Regions from separate parts of the Homo sapiens genome. Here region 1 is linked to region 2. A link is an interaction called in ENCODE POLR2A ChIA-PET data of the cell type or tissue named here. Cell type or tissue: B cell. All regions are shown on one strand. Each heading gives the region's core, and the rest is flanking DNA. Links, peaks and the distances in the headings are about the cores only.

Region 1 (4,399 bases), core at 246-4,245, 98 kb before region 2:
AAATCAGAAATCTGGTAAGGGGTTGATATTCAGAATATATAGATGACTCCTACAACTCAGTAACAAAAAATCAAATAACCTGATTTTAAAATGGGCAAAGGATTTGAATGGGCATGTGCCCAAAGATGATATACAAATGGCCAACTAGCACACAAAAAGATGCTCAACATCACTAATTATCAGAAAAGTACAAATCAAAACCACAAGATATCACCTTACATCCATTAGGATGGCTATCATAAAAAAAAAACAGAAAATAAATATTGATGAAGATGTGGAACAACTGGAGCCTTTGTGCACTGTTGGTGCAACTGTAAAATGGTACAAAAAGATTAAAAATAGAACTATCATAAGATTCAACAATCACATTTCTGTGTATATATCCAAAACAATTGAAAGCAGAGTCTCAAAGAGATATTTACACACTCATATTCATAGCAGCACTATTCACAATGTGCAAGAGGTGGAAGCAGCCCAAATGTCCATCAATGGATGAACAAAACAGTACATACATATGACAGGATATTATTCAACCTTAAAAGGGGCAAATCTAAGAGTCTTTAAAAAATTATATGTATATAAAATGTATGTGTGTGTATGTGTGTTTAAATCTCTTTAAAAGAGAACTGACTAAAGCCAAAAGATCAACAATATTGTTTGGGATTTATAATATACAGCACAAATAACAGCACAAAGTTTCAGAAAGGGGAAACAGAGTATACTGTTAAAAGGTTCTCATAAAATATATGAAGTAGTTTTTTTACTCAAAAGTAGACTGTGATGATGTATACTAGCTACTACAAACAAAACTACAAGAAAAAAGAGCTATAGGCAAGTCAAAAAAGGTTATAAAGTCATAAAAATACTCAAAGAATCCAAAAAAGGTAAAAAGAACAGATGAAACAAAAAACAAATAGCAAGACGATAGACTTAAACCCAATAATATCAATAATCACATTAAATATAAATGGTCTAAATTAAAAGGCAGAGATTAGGAAACTGGATATTAAAAAGCAAGACCCAAGACCCAAAAGCAAGACCTATTTTTACGTGTATCTGTCAGAAACTCACTTAAATATAAACATAAAAAGGTAGAAAGTAAAAAGATGGAAAAAAATATCATGTTAACACTAATGAAAAGAAAGTCTGAATGGCTATACAAAGTAGATTTCAGAGCAAAACATATTACTAGGATTAAAGAGGTCCATTTCACAATGATAAAGGGATCCAATTGACCAAGTAATTATAACAATCATAAATATGCATGCACCTAGCAATAGAACTTCAAAATACATAATGCAAAAATTTAAAGAATCGCAAGGAGAAATCAGCAAGTCCACATTTATAGAGATTCAATACCATTTTTTCAAAAATTGATAAAACGAGTAGACAAAATCAACAAGGATATATAGAAGAACAATTCTATCAACCAACTTGACTTGACTTTTTTTTTTTTTTGAGATGGAGTCACCCAGGCTAGAGTGCAATGGTGCGATCTCACTGCAACCTCCACCTCCCCTCCCAGGTTCAAAGGATTCTTCTGCCTCAGGCTCCTGAGTAGCTAGGACTACAGGCACGCACCACCATGCTCTGCCACTTTTTGTATTTTTAGTAGAGACGAGGTTTCAACATGTTGGCCAGGCTGGTCTCGAACTCCTGATCTCAAATGACCCGCCTGCCTCGGCCTCCCAAAGTGCTGGGATTACAGGCGTAAGCCACTCCACCCAACCTTGTTTGACATTTATAAATTATTCCATCCAATATTCTTTTCAAGTGTGAATGAATCATTTGCCAAAGCAGACCATAATCTGGGCCATAAAACAAGTCTCAATAAATTAAAAATGATTCAAAATACACAATGTATGTTCTTTGACCAGAGCGAAATCAAGTTAGAACTAAGGAAAAAATATCTGAAAAATCCCCAAATATTTGGAAACTCATCTACATACTTCTAAATAACCAGTGGAGTCAAAGAAATCACAAAGGAATTTATCAAGGATTCTGAACTTCAATGAAAATGAAAACATATCAAAATTCGTGAGATGTAGTCAAAACACTATTTTGGGGAGAATTTTATAGAATTAAACACTCATTTTCCAGAAGAATAAATGTTTCAAATTATGAGCTAAGCTTCCAACTTAAGATTCTAGCAAATCAAGAGCAAATAAAATGCAAAATAAACAGTAGAAACAAAAATAATAAAGACGAATAGAAACCAGTCAAATTGAGGATAGAAAATCAACATAGAAAACGAAAAACTGGTTCTTTGAGAGGATCAATAAAATAGATCAATAAACCTCTAGCCAGGAGAATAGGAGAGAAAAGAGAAAAGACATCAGAGTCAGAAAGAGAGAGAGGACAGCACTATATGTCTTACAGATATTAAAAAGATTAATAAGAAAATGTCATGAGTAACTTTATGCCAATGAATTTAACAACTTTACATTAAACGAACAGATTCCTAGGAAAATACAAACTATCAATGCTAATTCAAGAAGAAATAAACTGAGTTAAGTCTTTATCTACTAAAGAAATTGAATTTGCAGTTAAAATCCTCCCCACAAAGAAAAACTAGAGCCTACCAAGCCTACATGTGCAAGTCACTTAGTATTGTCTGAAGTTTAAGATACATGGAAGGATCAAATATTTATTAATTATCATGTGCAGACACTGAGGATATAATTTTGATATCAGTATGTTGGTATTTCAACAAAATTATTCTGAAGGAAGCTGTGGGAAGAACTGATTCGTATAAGGCTAAATTAAAAGGAAATAAATGACAATAATTTGGGGACAATAATGAGGGTTTGAACTAAGTGCCAATGGTTGTTTTGTTTTTTCTTAATTGTGGGTGTTGGGACGAGGCATGATTGAAAGATAGATATTAGTAGATAGAGGACCAGATGAAGTGATTGAATGGCAATTAAAGATATGGAGAGGAACAGAGTAAGGACACCACATGACTCTTGGCTTGAACACTAAAAGAACCCTCATTAAGGTTGGGCATAGTGGCTCACGCCTGTAATCCCAGCAGTTTGGGAGGCCAAGGTGGGTGGATCACCTGAGGTCAGGAGTTCAAGACCAGCCTGGCCAACAAGGTGAAACCTCATCTCTACTAAAAATACAAAAATTAGCCGGGCACGGTGACAGGCACCTGTAATCCCAGCTACTCGCAAGGCTGAGGCAGGAGAATTGCTTAAACCCAGGAGAAGGAGGTTGCAATGAGCCAAGATCGCACCACTGCACTCCCGCCTGGGCAACAAGAGCAAAACTCCGTATCAAACAAACAAACAAACAAAAAACCCCTCATTAAGACAGAGACTACAAGAGTAAAATAGATTTAGGAACAAGAAGATAGGTTTATTTTTCAACAAATGATATATTCATACATTCAGCACCCAAAAGACACACAATAGACAATGGGATATATGGAATGAACACACAAGAAATCTGTGTAGATAAATCAGCTTGCTCTATCCCCCAGGATTACTTGCCATTAAAGCATTCCCATAACTATACAATTAATAGCTTTTCCTTGTCAAAGAATTTTAGAAATAAGTAAGAAAGTAGTCAAGAGATTTGAGAAAACAAGTTCCTCTCCCTATACACTTAATTCACAGCACTGAAATCCTACTTCATTTATTTTTTTCATTGTCATTTCCAATAGCAAAACCTTATTTATGCATTCCATCTGGTTTAATGAGTTTGATGTACTTTCTTCAGAAAAAAGTTGATAATGTGAAGCTCTCTTCCTATATTTTCCCTTCTTTTGTGTGGGTAAAATGATTATTCAACTCTGCCGGTTGAATCCTATTGCCTCCCTTTAAGGTTTTATTTGCTTGTTTGCCATTTTCTGGCTTCTCTTATTCTATCTGGAAATTGTTATTTTAAAACCTACACACACACACACACACACACACACACACACACACACGCCTGTTCAACTCAGTCAAATAACTGCAACAACCACTTTTTGAGCTAGTCTTAGAAATCAAGAATATGTCAAGTGCTTTACATACATTATCTCATTTAATTCTTAAAATCTCGCAAAGTAGGTAACTCCATTTAAAGAATAAATAAAACTGAACCTCAAAAATATTACATAATGAGTCCAATGTCACACAACCAGTGATGGCAGTATCAGGACTTGAACCTAGGTCTACAGAGCACCAAAACTTGTGCCACCTAATTTTCATAAATTTTCTGGTATCTGTAACAAATCCTATACAAAAGGTCTTACAAAAGTACTTTCATTCATGCAACAAATATGAATGCCTACATGTCTTTAAAATTTCTGTAGATATACTTTTAACAGCCCCTTTCTTGTACTGTTTTTGCAACTGGAAAGCTGCATACTATGCACTTTTCCCTTTACTTCCTCTCATTAAATGTCAAATTT
Region 2 (4,399 bases), core at 145-4,144:
CGGTGGCTCACGCTTGTAATCCCAGCACTTTGGGAGGCCAAGGTGGGTGGATCACCTGAGGTCAGGAGTTTGAGACCAGCCTGGCCATTATGGTGAAACCCCAGCTCTACTAAAAATACAAAAATTAGCCAGGCGTAGTGGTGGGTGCCTGTAATTCCAGCTAATTGGGAGGCTGAGGCAGGAGAATCACTTGAACCCAGGAGGTGGCGGTTGCAGTGAGCCAAGATTGTGCCACTGCACTCCAGCCTGGGTGACACAGGAAGACTCTGTCTCAAAAAAAAAGAAAAGAAAAAAATAACTACTGCTATCTGCCACTGTAAGGAGAGTTCTAAAAGGGTCCCCTCCACACAGGCAGGCAGACACACATACACATACACATACATACACACACACACACACACACACACACACACACACACACACACACAAACAGAATCCCTTCTATGTCGAGCAGTTATTTTTAACCCTTACCACTGACTCACCACTAATTTTGAGTTCTATCTGATAACAAAACTCTAATATAAGGTACCTGCCTACATTTCAAACTCAGTTCTGTGGGCCAACTCTCAATTCTTCAGTGATATGCTTATTCTCTTCATCTGAAGCCATGAAAATATCTATGAATCCTTCTTTCTTGCTACATATTCAATAATCAAGATGCTTTATCATATATTTCTCTCTAGGTTTTCCTTGCCATGTCCAAGTATACCAATCATTTTATCAGTAAAATCACTTCATTTAACTAATACAGTAGTCTTCAATATCTGTCTCCAATTCTTCCCTCAGCCAATCCATCCTACACAATGCCAAAGTTATGACTGCTAAAATACCAATTTGAATATATTATCACCCTCCTAAAAAACCATGTCTTGCTGTTGCCCACAAAATAGTCTGAACTCGGCTGGGCGCGGTGGCTCACGCCTGTAATCCCAGCACTTTGGAAGGTCGAGGCGGGTGGATCACAAGGTCAGGAGATCGAGACCATCCTGGCTAACACCGTGAAACCCCGTCTCTACTAAAAATACAAAAAAATGAGCCAGGCGCGGTGGCGGACGCCTGTAGTCCCAGCTACTCCGGAGGCTGAGGCAGGAGAATGGCATGAACCCAGGAGGCGGAGCTTGCAGTGAGCCGAGATCATGCCACTGCACTCCAGCCTGGGTGACAGAGCGAGACTTATCTCAAAAAAAAAAAAAAATAGTCTCATCCTGGCAAAAGGAAGGCACACTGTGGCCAACTTTCAACTGCCATGCCATCTTAACTTCCAATTCCGTACAAAAGCATCAATCTTAGCCAGTGGTTCTCTTCACACACCACCGAACACACCACGCACCCTCCTGCCTCTACAATCTTATTCACACCATCCCACCCCCTACCCCAAACAAGCCTGTCTCCATCATCTCCATTTACCTAAATTCTACTCTTCCTCCAAAACCCAGTTCATTCATTTGGTAGTCTCACAACGCAAAGTACGATTCTGGATGAAGGTGACTTAAAAACAAATTTAACAAAGTTTGCAAGGTATTTGAGAACTGGGGCTCTGAAATCAGACTATCTAAAGATCTGAAACCTAGATTTACAACTTATTTTATATTTAAATTTTCTGAACTTCCATACAGTATTTATGAAAGGCTAATATCTAATTAAACTTTAAAGGACTTGTGAAAATTATATAAAACCACAGTATATGTAAAGTGCTGAGTACAGGTCTATACATTTTAGCTATTATTATTATTGTTTCTGTCCTCAAAGAGCTCATATCCCAGCTCATGGTGCACCCAAGTACTCACTGCATAAGCTTATGACCTATCTCGAAAGTGCTTGATATAGATGCCAGTCATCTATAATTTAAAAAAAGAAAGAAGTGCTTGACAAAGTTTACAAATTTTGGTACTTTCATTATTATCAAATGAGAAAATTGAGTAATAGTGAACATTTACTCCTTTAAGATATAAAATTCATCACTAATTCAACCAGAATATTATCCCAGGACATCTGCTTTCTATACATTGCTCCAATGACAAACCAGTGAAAGTGGCTCTGAGTTAAATATCTACAGGAAATATATACTCTTCTATAAAAAAAGCTAACAAAAGTAGCTACTTAAATATGCAATGCAAAGATGGCTGATAAAATTAATTTCTTAATAAAAAGGTATTATATATTTTTTCTTCAGATTAATCATTGAGAGTAAAGGAAAGGTCATAAATGATCACTAAAACAATACCTGCTCTGAAGGACTTTATAAAATCTAGTTCAAGGCCAGACACGGTTGCTCAAGCCTATAATCCCAGCACTTTGGGAAGCCAAGGCAGATGGATCACTTGAGGTCGGGCATTCAAGACCAGTCTGGTCAACATGGTGGAACCCTGTCTCTACTAAAAATACAAAAATTAGCTGGGCGTGGTGGCACACAACTGTAAGTCCAGCTACTTGGGTGGCTGAGGCATGAGAATCACTTGAACCTGGGAGGCAGAGGTCGCAATGAGCCAAGATCGCGCCACTGCACTCCAGCCTGGGTGACAGAGTGAGACTCTGTTTCAAAAAAAAAAAAAAAAAAATCTAGTTTAATGGGAATTCATACGGGTATACAGTTAATTTACATTAGCCAAGAGAGGACATTATGGAATAGAGATTATAATTCTAAATTATACACAGTATCATTAATATATATTTGCTATATTTAAAAACTGGCAGGGCTTTTTTATTTTTGGCCATGTTGCCAATATTGTAATAGATTACCAACTGTAATTGCCCTACTACAATCAATCTTTATCTACAAGCACTGTGCAAGTGGCCTTCCAAAATTCAAACTATGGTGAATTAAGAATTCAATAAAAGAGTTTACCAAAAGATTCTGACCATACAGGTAACAATAAACTTACAGTATTTACTCTGGTATCTGAAATCAAAATAGATTGCCAAATTTTAAACTAGACATAGGAGGAGCAATTTATACTGAATTTCCCACCCCCCAGAATAATTCATTTTATATTTAGAAATCATTTGGCATCATTCTTTAACCCCCAATGAAATGGTTAGGCTGGGATAATTAACAATATAATACCATTAAGGCCAGGCCTAGTGGTTCACACCTGTAATCTCAGCACTTTGGGAGGTCGAGGCAGGCAGATCACTTGAGGTCAGGAGTTGGGAGACCAGTCTGGCCAACATGGTAAAACCCTGTTTCTATTAAAAATACAAAAGTTGCTGGGCGCGGTGGCTCAGGCCTGTAATCCCAGAGCTTTGGGAGGCCAAGGCAGGCAGATCATGAGGTCAGGAGCTCGAAACCAGCCTGGACAACATGGTGAAACCCCATCTCTACTAAAAATACAAAAAATTAGCCCAACGTAGTGGCAGGCGTCTGTAATCCCAGGTACTCAGGAGGCCGAGGCAGGAGAATCGCTTGAACCTGGGGGGCGGAGGTTGCAGTGAATCAAGATCGCACCATTGCACTCCACCATGGGCGACAAAAGCAAGATTCCGTCTCAAAAAAAAAAAAACATTAAATAAAAAAGTTAGGCGGGCATGGTGGCAGGCACCTGTAATCCCAGCTACTTGGGAGGCTGAGGCAGGAATCGCTTGAACCTGGGAGGTGGAGGTTACAGTGAACCAAGATCACATCACAGCACTCCAGCCTTGGCGACAAAGTGAGACTTCATCTCAGAAAAAAACAAAAAAGAAAATGTTATTAAGTAAAAGACAATTAGGGAATTGGATATTCACAAAGCATCACCCCACAGATTACAAGCTAAATGCAAATATAAAAATGAACCATTACAGGCCAGGCGTGGTGGCTCATGCCTGTAATCGTGAGACCGAGGCAGGCAGAACACCTGAGGTCAGGAGTTCAAGACCAGCCTGGTCAACATGGTGAAACCCTGTCTCTACTAAAAATACAAAAATTAGCTGGGCATGGTGGCATGCGCCCGTAATCCCAGCTACCCAGGAGGCTGAGACAGGAGAATCACTGGAACCCGGGAGGCAGAGGCTGCAGTGAGCCGAGATTGAGCCACTGCACTCCAGCCTGGGCAACAGAGCAAGACTCCATCACAAAAAAAAAAAAAAAAAAACCATTACAATGGAGAGACCTAGTGGTCACCTCAATCAAGTAATCAAATTTAGCATCATTAATAATGGGACAATCTAAAGACTGTATGCCTCCTGATCCAAACGTAATATGAGTACCTAGGAAACACTCTCACCAAAATTGTTTAACTCGAATTTAATCAAGTCTTTATAGTTAACTTTCAATTTACATGAAATACAAAGTAAATATCACCACAATAAGACAATTATTTTAAAAATTATGAATACAGGAAAATCTGCATGATAACAGGTATGCTGGACTGGTATCTTCAAAAAGTCAATGTCATATTAAAAAGTCAAGGTACATGTATTT

Evidence for each region. Peaks named below come from ENCODE experiments on the same cell type or tissue, not always from the same donor. Only the 100,000 strongest peaks of a DNase experiment are listed, where the experiment ranks them.
Region 1: POLR2A ChIA-PET joins it to region 2 with 8 read pairs; 14 of 35 experiments call an interaction of 5 or more read pairs at or near these places.

What each region holds. Positions count from the first base shown.
Region 1 is chr7:77,803,224-77,807,622 of GRCh38, reverse strand. The region is part of intron 1 of PHTF2 (putative homeodomain transcription factor 2); the gene reads right to left. Among named protein-coding and RNA genes, the nearest start is that of PHTF2, 6.6 kb to the right of the region's middle. In B cell, for the core only: no CTCF peak of the experiment used is centred there; no DNase peak of the experiment used is centred there; H3K27ac peaks cover 2,178 bases.
Region 2 is chr7:77,705,182-77,709,580 of GRCh38, reverse strand. All of the region lies in intron 1 of RSBN1L (round spermatid basic protein 1 like), which reads right to left. Among named protein-coding and RNA genes, the nearest start is that of RSBN1L, 11 kb to the right of the region's middle. In B cell, for the core only: no CTCF peak of the experiment used is centred there; no DNase peak of the experiment used is centred there.